Linked DNA regions of Mus musculus: region 1 is linked to region 2. A link is a loop called in an ENCODE intact Hi-C map of the cell type or tissue named here. Cell type or tissue: left cerebral cortex. All regions are shown on one strand.

Region 1 (5,000 bases), 95 kb after region 2:
GTGCTCGGCATCTACACTGGGTGGCTCACAGCCAACTCCACCTCTAGCTCCAGAGGCCCCGATGCCCTCTTCTGACCTCTGCAGACACCCGCATGCTCACGGCGCACATGCCCATACACGGTTACATACACAAACACACAGTTAAAAATAAAATATTATTCTGGGGGGCGGGGAGGAGGTATGGGATATGGAGTAGTCGGAGGGTGAATCCGGAGAAGGGGAATAAAATATGGAGTGTAAAAAATAAATTAATTTAAAAAAATATTATTCTAAAAAAAAGGCGAAGATGGCTACCATGTTCATTTTTATGTAATCTTCTACTTGAGGTACCAGCCAGTGCACCCGAAAAAGACAAGTCAAGAGAGGCCTGAGAGCCGGGCGTGGTGGCGCACGCCTTTAATCCCAGCACTTGGGAGGCAGAGGCAGGCGAATTTCTGAGTTCGAGGCCAGCCTGGTCTACAAAGTGAGTTCCAGGACAGCCAGAGCTACTCAGAGAAACCCTGTCTCGAAAAACAAAAACAAACAAACAAAAAAAAGAAAAACCAAAAGAGAGGCCTGAGAAGGGGCGAGACAGTTCAGCGTGTGCAGAGCTGGGTCTTTTCGTCCTGGTATCCTCAGGCTCGGACATGGTAGGTGATTAGGAAATCGGCTGGATGAGTGCCTGGTTCACGCTGGCTGTGAAAGCACGGGTTTAATAAATGCTAGGCAAAGCCCACAGGGGTTGAGTTCAGTGGCTTAACTCACTCCAGCCATTTACATGTCAAATGACTTGCCCTAGCCCACCACCCCTGTCTTCAGTTCCATGCTTGCCATAGCCCCATGGACCAAGTGTCTCCCATCCTATCCAGGGGAGGAGCCAGAGGCCTCCCATAGTGGTTCAAAGCCTGGGCTCTGACTTCAGCTCTGCCTTTTATAAAAACTTTAAACACACACACACACATGAGAGAGAGAGAGAGAGAGAGAGAGCGCATGTGCCTTTAAGTTCTCCTCTGTAAACCAGGAGTCAAATGCAGAAGCTGCCTGCAGGCGTGAGAGGTGTACCCACGGCTGCTGGTCAGGCCTCCCCAAACTTCCCTTTGTGCCTTTACTACTTTTCATATAGCATCTGTCTCACTGTTGACCCTTTTTCTGCTGTGGATTTGTGCCAGGCTCCTGCCCAGCTAATTTAAGGCTCATCACCAGGATGCTATCATCCCAGACGAAGGCCTAGTACCAAGATAAAGATCAGATCCGCTCTCGGGGAGTCCTGCCATGAAGACACAGAGAAGGGTGACCTCCAGAGCTGAAGCACGTCACATCTGCCTCCCAGGGCTCTGAAGTCCCTTCTGAGCAGCTTGACAACACCCACGCTTCCCCAACAGATTCCCAGAGCGTCACTAGCCGCACCTGAGCAAGGGTCTCACCTGGTGACTTTCCTAAGAACACAACTTGGAAGAGGGTTGCCAGGGAGAAGAAACTCACGTCCCCTGAGGGAAAGGTCAGGTCAACAGCTGTGAATCAGGCTGACAGCAGGACAGGAGAAGGGAATGGCCCCACATGCTGTGATCTTCCGAACATCTCTAGCCCTAATCTAACCATGAGGAACACATCACAGAAATAAAATAAAGCAGGGGTGGCACAGGCCTGTGACCCCAACTCTGAGGATGCAGTGGCAGGAAGCTGTCTAGTTCCAGGCCAGCCTGAGCTATGTGATACCCTGTCACAGAAATAAATTAAATAGGCTATATATAAGGTATTTATAGCACCTATTTCTAACACAGTGCTTCAAGGCTATCACACACACACACATACACACACACACACACACACACACACACACACTCACTGAAAAAGCATGGGCTTTTCTCAATGACAAAGTATCAGTATCAAACCGATACACCATGCTGATGTATGCCTTGCGGGAAGGGGTCTTGGATATCTGGGAACTCTGTGTTACTATCTCAGTGCTTCTACAAACGGAAAACTGGAACCCCCAAATAAAGTATATTATTAAAAACACAACAATAACACAGGGTACCAGGCTTTCCCATGGTCATTAAGCCACCCATCTGCTGGCCACGGAGCTCTGCTTGCCAAGAAAAACTATAAAAAGCACCTCCCACCAGATTTGGCTTGGAAACTATTTCCCCGGAAATCCTCACCCTCCACCCTCACCTAGAGAGAGAGAGAGAGAGAGAGAGAGAGAGAGAGAGAGAGCCTGAGAGAGGAGTGTGAATTCCCTGCCAGCTAGATAGGACTTTAATCTTAATGAATACACAGCCCACTGATGTGTGTGAATGGCTCACAGATTGCTAACTGTGTCTTTTCAAGGGAAACCTGTCCCTAGAACGGACCTCTAAAAAACATGAACACTGGCTCTTTGACTATTATTATCATCTCTAGCTGAAACGTAAAAATCGTCACTAAAGCAAGTCCCTCCCCAAAGGTTGTCCGTGAGGACCCTGCTGGAAGAAAGGGTTAATGCCACCAGGACTCTGCAACTCCCCAGCCTGGCATCAAAACCCTTCCTACGCACCAGGCACCAGATGCCCGCAAGCCCGCAGCCACTGAGGCATCTGGAAGCTGCCAGCAGGCTTGCCCCTGAGCCTGCCGCAGGCAAGGGCTGGGCTGTCAAAATCAGGAAACCTGGTTAGGTTTTCTTGTTTGCTCCCAGGCAACAAGTTTTCTAACCAGAAAATGCAATGTGAAGCTGGGCATAAAGCCTGCTACCGCCTCTGACAGATGCTGTTAAATGCTGGAGTGACAGAGGCGTTGCCCAGCCCCCAGCAATAGGGGGCCAGACTAAACTTCAGCAGAAATAGCCGGTCCTCCTCTCCCAGGTGCCCCATCCATGAGAGCATGGGTGAGGGGCTGGTGAAAGCTCACTTAGTAACCTGGTCCACCTGCAACGACTGGTAAACTCGGAGAGGAAATGGGCCAGCCTCCTGGCACCAGAGGCAAACCACCCTCAAGCATGAGACAGAGCCTCTTCCTTAGTTTCAACACAAAGTCCCCAACAACCGGCTCCCAGGATGCCGCAGGCTCACTGTCTCACAGCCTCAGGGGTAAGACTGTCAGGCTCAGCTGCAGCCTCTCTGACATCCTTGGGCACACGCCCCTCTACCTCTACCGAAGCCACTCTCAGAAAGCAAAAACATCTCCTCTACAGCCTCTGGGCTGAACTAGGGAGCTAACCATCCTTTGTTATACTGACAGTGACCCTCAACCTCCTGGAAATCTCCCCCCTCCCCCATGGTGTGGCCACTCTGGCTCCCCTCCCTGTCACTAGGGCAGGAGCAACCCCTGCTGCAGGCTCCAGGAGGAAGCCCTGCATCGGGTCCCTAGGCCCTGTCCCCGCCAGGGCTCTAGGACTAAGCTTGGGGAGCCTCTACCGACCTTCGATAGGGTTCAGATAGTCATAATCGAAGAGGATGGAAAAGTCCAGCTCGTCTTGGGGACTGCCCCCGGGCTCGTGGCCGGGGCCGTCCCCGCCATCGGGGTCGGGCTGCGGCTCCGGGACGTCCATGGCTCGGGGCGTTCGGGATGCGGGTTCGTATAGAGTCGCGGGGCGCAGAGCAGGGGTCACCGTATCTGTGGCGCACGGTGAGGCCGAGGATGGCTCACGGCGCAGTGGGTCCTGGACGCGTCCGGGGAGCGGGTGGCGGCGCGAGCTTCCTGCTCAAGGCACCTGTTGCAGCCTGGAGGGGGCGGGGACGGCGGTGGCTGGTGGGGCGGGGCGCCGCCCGGACGGGGAGGGGCACCGCCCGGTCTGGCCTGAGCGACAGGCCCAGACAACTTCTGCTTCACCTGCTGCTGTCTGACCCAGGGTCCGGTCAGAAGCTGTTGCCTGCGAGCTCTACCTTAGGGACCACTCGCTGAGCCTTTCCCGATTCCTAGGAGAGGGGCGCCCTGTCTTCTTGGGGATGCCCACAGCTATGGCTCATGCCAAAGTGTCTGTCTCTGATTTGCAAGCTCTAAACTCAATTGACCAGGCCTGGGCCACCTACCACGTGCCACCCAGCATATAGCAGCCACTGTGGGCCGGTTGGGACAAATTAGGGATAAAGATCATCACCCCTTTTGATAACCAGGAGAGAAACCAGCAGAAGCTGCGAAGGCTTTGGCGCCAGAGGGAAGTGACACGCGAAGTTTGATTCATGATGATCTGGGGACCCTGTCCTGGTAGTGAGAACAGGAAGTGGTCTGGTGTGTGGGAGGCAGGGCTGACAGGTAACCTGTACTTCCGGCTGACGGAAGATGTAGATTACCAGGCTCCTCCTCGGGTCTCTCAGTTCCTAGTCTGGATTCAAACCCAATATTATGGAATTTTGATCAAGCCCCTAAGGCAGAGGTTTGGGGTGACTGCTGAAGAACCCAGGGCCACCCTCCAAAGAGACTCCCAGTTAACAACTTCTCAGAGCAAGAAACAAGGTAGCAAAGCGGAGATGGGCAGTGCTCCCTGATAACCCCCACCCCCACCCCAGCATGATAACAGTCACCAAAACAGCTTTTAAAAGCCAGGCTCCGCTGCAACTGCAACCTCAAGAGAGGAGGTGATAAGACCAAAGATCAGAAGTCTAGGTGGGTGGAGCCCTCTGGTCCTGGTCACCCAAGCTTGGTGACAATGACTGCACTCCTGCCTGGCAAGCATTCTTCAGGGGGAGCCACTTCTCCACTGAGGAGGTGTATCTCAAGCCATCCATCACTGAGATGGGTGTGGTTGGTTAGGCAAACTGATAGTCCCAGTACCAGAGAGGCAAAGACAATAGGATTGCCTCATTTGAGGTCAGCCTGGGCTACAGAGGGAGAGAACTAGTCTTGCCACCAAAACCAAACCACTCTCATCTTTCTTTTCGGAAATCTTTGCTGAGTAACTGCTGCAGATGCTGAGATGCGGGCTACTGCAAGGCTATCCTGCTACCCTGGTCACAGGACACAGATGTAAAGAGCTGTGAGCAGGCTTTTCTAAACTCCCCAACACACTACAATCCAGTGGAGCCTGGTTAAAAGCTCCAGGTTCC
Region 2 (5,000 bases):
CTAGCCTATAGCAGGTTTTACCCAAAGAGCAGATGCTGCCGTCAGCTCTGCCTTGCTTCTTTGCATCCTTACCCATCTTTCTCAGCCCCTGGCATCCTCACCGGCCTCCAGCTTTCTCCAGCTAGCGGCCTTACTCAGCAGCTATCCATCCGACTCAGGGAGGGCAGATGTCAACTGCTCAGTACGGGGCCACATACAGAGGGAAGAGACTCAGGACAAGCATCATAGGAAGACCCTGTTCATAGCCAGTCTGCTGGGCTCCAAATCTGCCACGTCCTTTCATGGGACTGTTCTCTGGGCCACCTCTGTAAAGGTAACAACAGGCATTCCTAACTTCCAGCTTTGGAGGGCATTGGTGATGGCTAAGACACAGCCAAGATGATGTCACAGGCATTGAGGCAAAAAAAGCCTGTTTTCACAGCTTCAAGCCTCAGTGTCCTTATCTGTAATATGGGAACCACTACAGAAGACGGCTGACTTTTGGCCTACATCCATCCTACATCCACATGGCCCTCTTCCTGCTTCTAAGGACCTTCCCCTTGGGAGTAACTGTATCTTCAGAGTGGGAGGATCCAAAGTACAAATCACATCCTGTCCCCACAGGTCTTCCCTGCTCTCACAGAGTACCAGCTGCCTCAGGCTGACCACGTGCGGACTAGAATTCTGAGTCACCCAGAGCCGCAAAACACAGGCCTCGGGAAGCTAGCCCCAGCAGCAGCCAGCACCCAGACAACTTACTTGCAAGGCCTCGGGGCTTCTGAGAAAAATGCCTCATTCCAAACTGTCCCCGATTCTCAGGATGAGTAAACGTAGCAGCTCTGGGCCTCTGATTTCAAGTAAGAGGCAGAGATGCCAGGCAGCCAGGCAAGGGCTGCTGGGTGGGGGTGGGCAGAGCAGTTTGCACCAAGCCCCAAGGTGGTGAAGGAACCGCCTACCCTCTGCAACACCCCAGAGAGAGAGAGAGAGAGAGAGAGAGAGAGAGAGAGAGAGAGAGAGAGAGAGATAGGTTCAGATTGTAAGATGCAAGCTACACAGGACAGTGTTGTGGGGCCTGATCCCAGCATCCTCATCTCTGACCCATGCCAACCTGACACCTCCACTGGGCAATGTTTTCAACTAGCTAGAACTCTGTCAAGGGGCCTGAGTAGGAGGAGGAGCAGGGCTGTGTCTAAGGGATGCATAGGAGATGCCACCCTGGAGATGAGTAGCTGACCAGTCTGGATACCTTTGGCGTATCTAGAGAACCATGGCATACAGGCCTCATCCTTGGATACTTGTCATCCTACCTTGTGCCATCTGAAACATATTAGCAGGAACCGGTATGCACAGACACCTGGCTTTGGATGTCTCAGAGCAAGACCCGGGGCACATGGCTAGCAACACAGCCTTCCTAAAGAGTTCATGATCTCAGGTTGACCTAATACTCCCTGTAGTTCTGGAGCCCCAAGAGCTGCCTTGCTGGAGGGACACAGAAGACACAAGATAGTCAGCTGGTTCCAGAACCCACAAGTGGTCTAACAAGTCGCCACAGATCCCATGATGCTCCATGTCTCACAGCCCATAAATAGTCCCTGTCAGCTGACACTAGTGTAGAATGGCTAGACAGAAACCGACCTAACAGCCCAGGCCTATGGAGAGCCCTGCCCTGGGGTAAGGAAGCCAGTGGCAGCCCCTGTGGGCCACAGGCCCATGGGGAAGATTGCATCTCTCAGAAGATTAACTCAGAAAACCACGGCCCTGGATGTCAACCCCAAGTAGAACTGTGCAGGGTGATGTGAGGACTCCGGTGCCTGGAAGGTGACACGGTGGAGTCTCTCAGTGATATGTGAGGAGAGAGAACCTTTCACTGGCCCTTAAACTTGAGCTTAGGACCACTGGTGCCCGAGACCCAACAGCACTGACCTTGCAGGACATGGGGGGGGGCCAGCATGTCTTTCAAGCTTTGGGTGACAGTGTGGAGGAGATTAGCCAGAGTCACATTAAGTGCAGACTTTTCAGAAATGAATTCAGCTAAAGAGAACTCAAAATGGTTCCTCCAAAAGACACCATTTACCACACAGCATGAGAGAGGCATGAGCTGGAAAGATGGCTTCATAGTTAAGTGTATACTACACTTCCAGAAGGCCAGAGTTTGGTACCTACTTTGGGCAGCATCATAATCTCATATAACTTCACCTCCAGAGAATCTGGCACCCTCTTCTGGCTCCTGTGGGCACCTGCACTCATGTGCATATACCCACGTACACATGGGTAAGACATGGAAAGGGGTGTGGGTGGCCACTGTGACAGAGGAGAGCAAGGAGTGACTTATGTCAGTGATGTAACATCACTATGCACACTCCACAGCCTACACTACTCCACTGGCAGATCTCACCTGAGAAAGAATTCTGGGGACATGTGCCAGGAGGCGAAGGCAATTCCAGACAGTGCTGTCTCTAACAGCAAGGAGAAGCACCTGGAAGCATCAGCAAGATGCTGAGTAGGCGGTGTGGTAGAATACTACACAGCCGGCAAAAGGGGAGGGAATCGCAGCAACAGGTATGCCACAGCCACCTAAGGCGGAAAGCAAAAGCGAATTCCAGGAAACTGCATAGAGAGGCTACTTTCCAGGAGGGTTCTCAGGCCTAAGAACCAAGTTGACTGCTCAGATGGCTGTTCAGAAACAAAGAGGAACCCCCAGCATGGAATCCAGGGTGCTACCTACATGCTTGGAGTGAGGGCATGTTTAAGAGACCATGCTGAGTTCAGGCACTATGCTTGCTTGAGGCCTGGTAGCTGAGGCAGCCTCAATGCCATCATGGCTGAATTGGAGCCAGCTGCTCACTGACAATACCACACACAGACCCTCCTGTGAGGGGCAGAGCCCAAACCATGGAATGCCATATACAACACAAGGAATTTTTTTTTTTTTTTTTTTTGAGACAGGGTTTCTCTGCGTAGCCTTGGCTGTCCTGGAATTCAACTTTGTAGACCAGGCTTGCCTCGAACTCAGAAATCCGCTTGCTTCTGCCTCCCAAGTGCTGGGATTAAAGGCATGCACCACAACCGCCCTGAGCGTGAGACGCCACAGGGAGGGGGCAGAGCAGGACTACATAGAAGGTGACTGACACCAAGTGGCCAGACTCAGTTCTTTCCTTGGACCCAGGAGAGCATTTACAAAGCAATCGAAACTGTGAGCACTGCATTTTATATCATTAAACATTCCCCACACTTGAGAATGACAATGGGAAATGGTAACAGGGAGGTTTTGTTTGTTTGTTTTTTAAAAAGTTCTTATTTTTTGGAGATTGAGGCAGGCAGTCCAAGTTAGCCAGTGATGCTGCTGAACTCCTAGTCCTCCTGCCTCCACCTCACCAGGGCTGCAATTGCAGAAACCCAGGGTCTCTCACACTCTGTCAACTGAGCCATAGCCCCAGGTTCTTTAAGAGAGAAATGACTGAGCTGGTTACAGCCAGTCCGCCTTCTTTAAACCATTAGAGGGGCTCAGAGGTCAGAAGGACTCTGGTTTAAATTTGTCATCGAGGAGTATCAATGGGTTGTATGTAATTATGTAATTTTGGTTCTTATAATATTTGTATTGTTGATATAGCTGGTAGAACGTGTAAGACTCAGTGTGCACATAGGACTTTTTTCTGCCCGAAGCCTCCGGCACATTGCTACTCACAGGAAGAGAGGGTAGGAAGTCCTTATTTAGAACCAACCGATGACAGGGACAAAAAGACCTGCTCAAACTGGCCATTCAAACCTTAAAACATCAGTTATGGTAAGGCCATGAGTTCATAATGGCTCCAAATAAGTCACGCACAAACAGCCCCAGCTGATCACTAAGGAAGCGTATTAACAAACTGACCTATGATTTTTTAAATGGTAAATAACGGGGAAGAATCGGGGCATTCATCGGGCTTCCCCATCTATCTGAATTCTCCCATTGTGGGCGCAGGGAAGTTTCCCTTTATAGATGTTTTCCAGCTCACAGGAGAGGAAGGGATGGCTGGATGGGAAGAGAGGTCACCCAGCGCAATCAACCAGGGCATTTGTGGAGGGAGGCATTCCCTAGCAAGTGCTCCTAACCTCCAAGAATAGCGACTACCTGAAGCTACACCCCTCAAAGTGAAGATGCACCACCTCCTGTGACTGTCACACCTCTCAAATGGCCGCTAACAAACAGGGCATCAGAGACAGAGAGAGGACCAAGCTGAAAAGGTTGAGAGAAACTGGGCCAGGAGAAATTCCGCAGGACAAACCACCAAGTTTCTGTTTCTCGAAGTAAAAATGGTTAAATACCTGCTGTGATAAACTCATCCTTATGAGACTTTTTTTTTGGGGGGGGGGGAACACTGTTTAGTATAGAGAAGCAACAGAGCAGTGTGGGGTATGACACACGCAGAACCAGGGCAGCCACTCTAAATGCAAACACAGGATAAAATCATAAAAGGAAACAAGTCGGTCTGGGAGCTGGCTCGGCAGTAAGTGCCTGCTGCATCAGCAGGAAGACCCAGAACTCAGGTAAAAAGGCGGGACCTGCGGGACCTGCAGGGCTGTACGCTGATAATCCCGGTCCTGGGAAGACAGGCGGATTCCTGGGGTTCTCTGGGCAGCAGATCAGTGAGCTCCAGGCTCAGTGAGAGACACTGCCTCAAAAAATTAAGGTGACAAGTGAGAAGACTCTGACCTCCACAGACACACGTGCACACACACAAATACATGCATGTACACATATGCAGAGAGAAGACTCTGACCTCCACAGACACACGTGCACACACACAAATACATGCATGTACACATATGCAGAGAGAAGACTCTGACCTCCACAGACACACGTGCACACACACAAATACATGCATGTACACATATGCAGAGAGAAGACTCTGACCTCCACAGACACATGTGCACACACACAAATACATGCATGTACACATATGCAGAGAGAAGACTCTGACCTCCACAGACACACGTGCACACACACAAATACATGCATGTACACATATGCAGAGAGAGAC

The links. Hi-C counts contacts between places; a loop is a spot of excess contacts. Peaks named below come from ENCODE experiments on the same cell type or tissue, not always from the same donor. Only the 100,000 strongest peaks of a DNase experiment are listed, where the experiment ranks them.
Region 1: a loop joins it to region 2, with 1.8 times the contacts of the local background. A loop is called at or near these places in 1 of 42 quality-filtered maps.

What each region holds. Positions count from the first base shown.
Region 1 is chr2:168,586,687-168,591,686 of GRCm38, forward strand. Nfatc2 (nuclear factor of activated T cells, cytoplasmic, calcineurin dependent 2) reads right to left here and starts at 3,679. Exons shown (of 11, transcript NM_001136073.2): 1 at 3,376-3,679. The coding sequence starts at 3,505. In left cerebral cortex, CTCF peaks have their summits at 2,603 and 2,803; DNase peaks (open chromatin) are centred at 2,138, 2,622 and 2,945; H3K4me3 peaks cover 1,361 bases.
Region 2 is chr2:168,491,310-168,496,309 of GRCm38, forward strand. The region is part of intron 9 of Nfatc2 (nuclear factor of activated T cells, cytoplasmic, calcineurin dependent 2); the gene reads right to left. Among named protein-coding and RNA genes, the nearest start is that of Gm33413, 54 kb to the left of the region's middle. In left cerebral cortex, CTCF peaks have their summits at 2,200 (motif pointing left) and 3,080 (motif pointing left); a DNase peak (open chromatin) is centred at 715.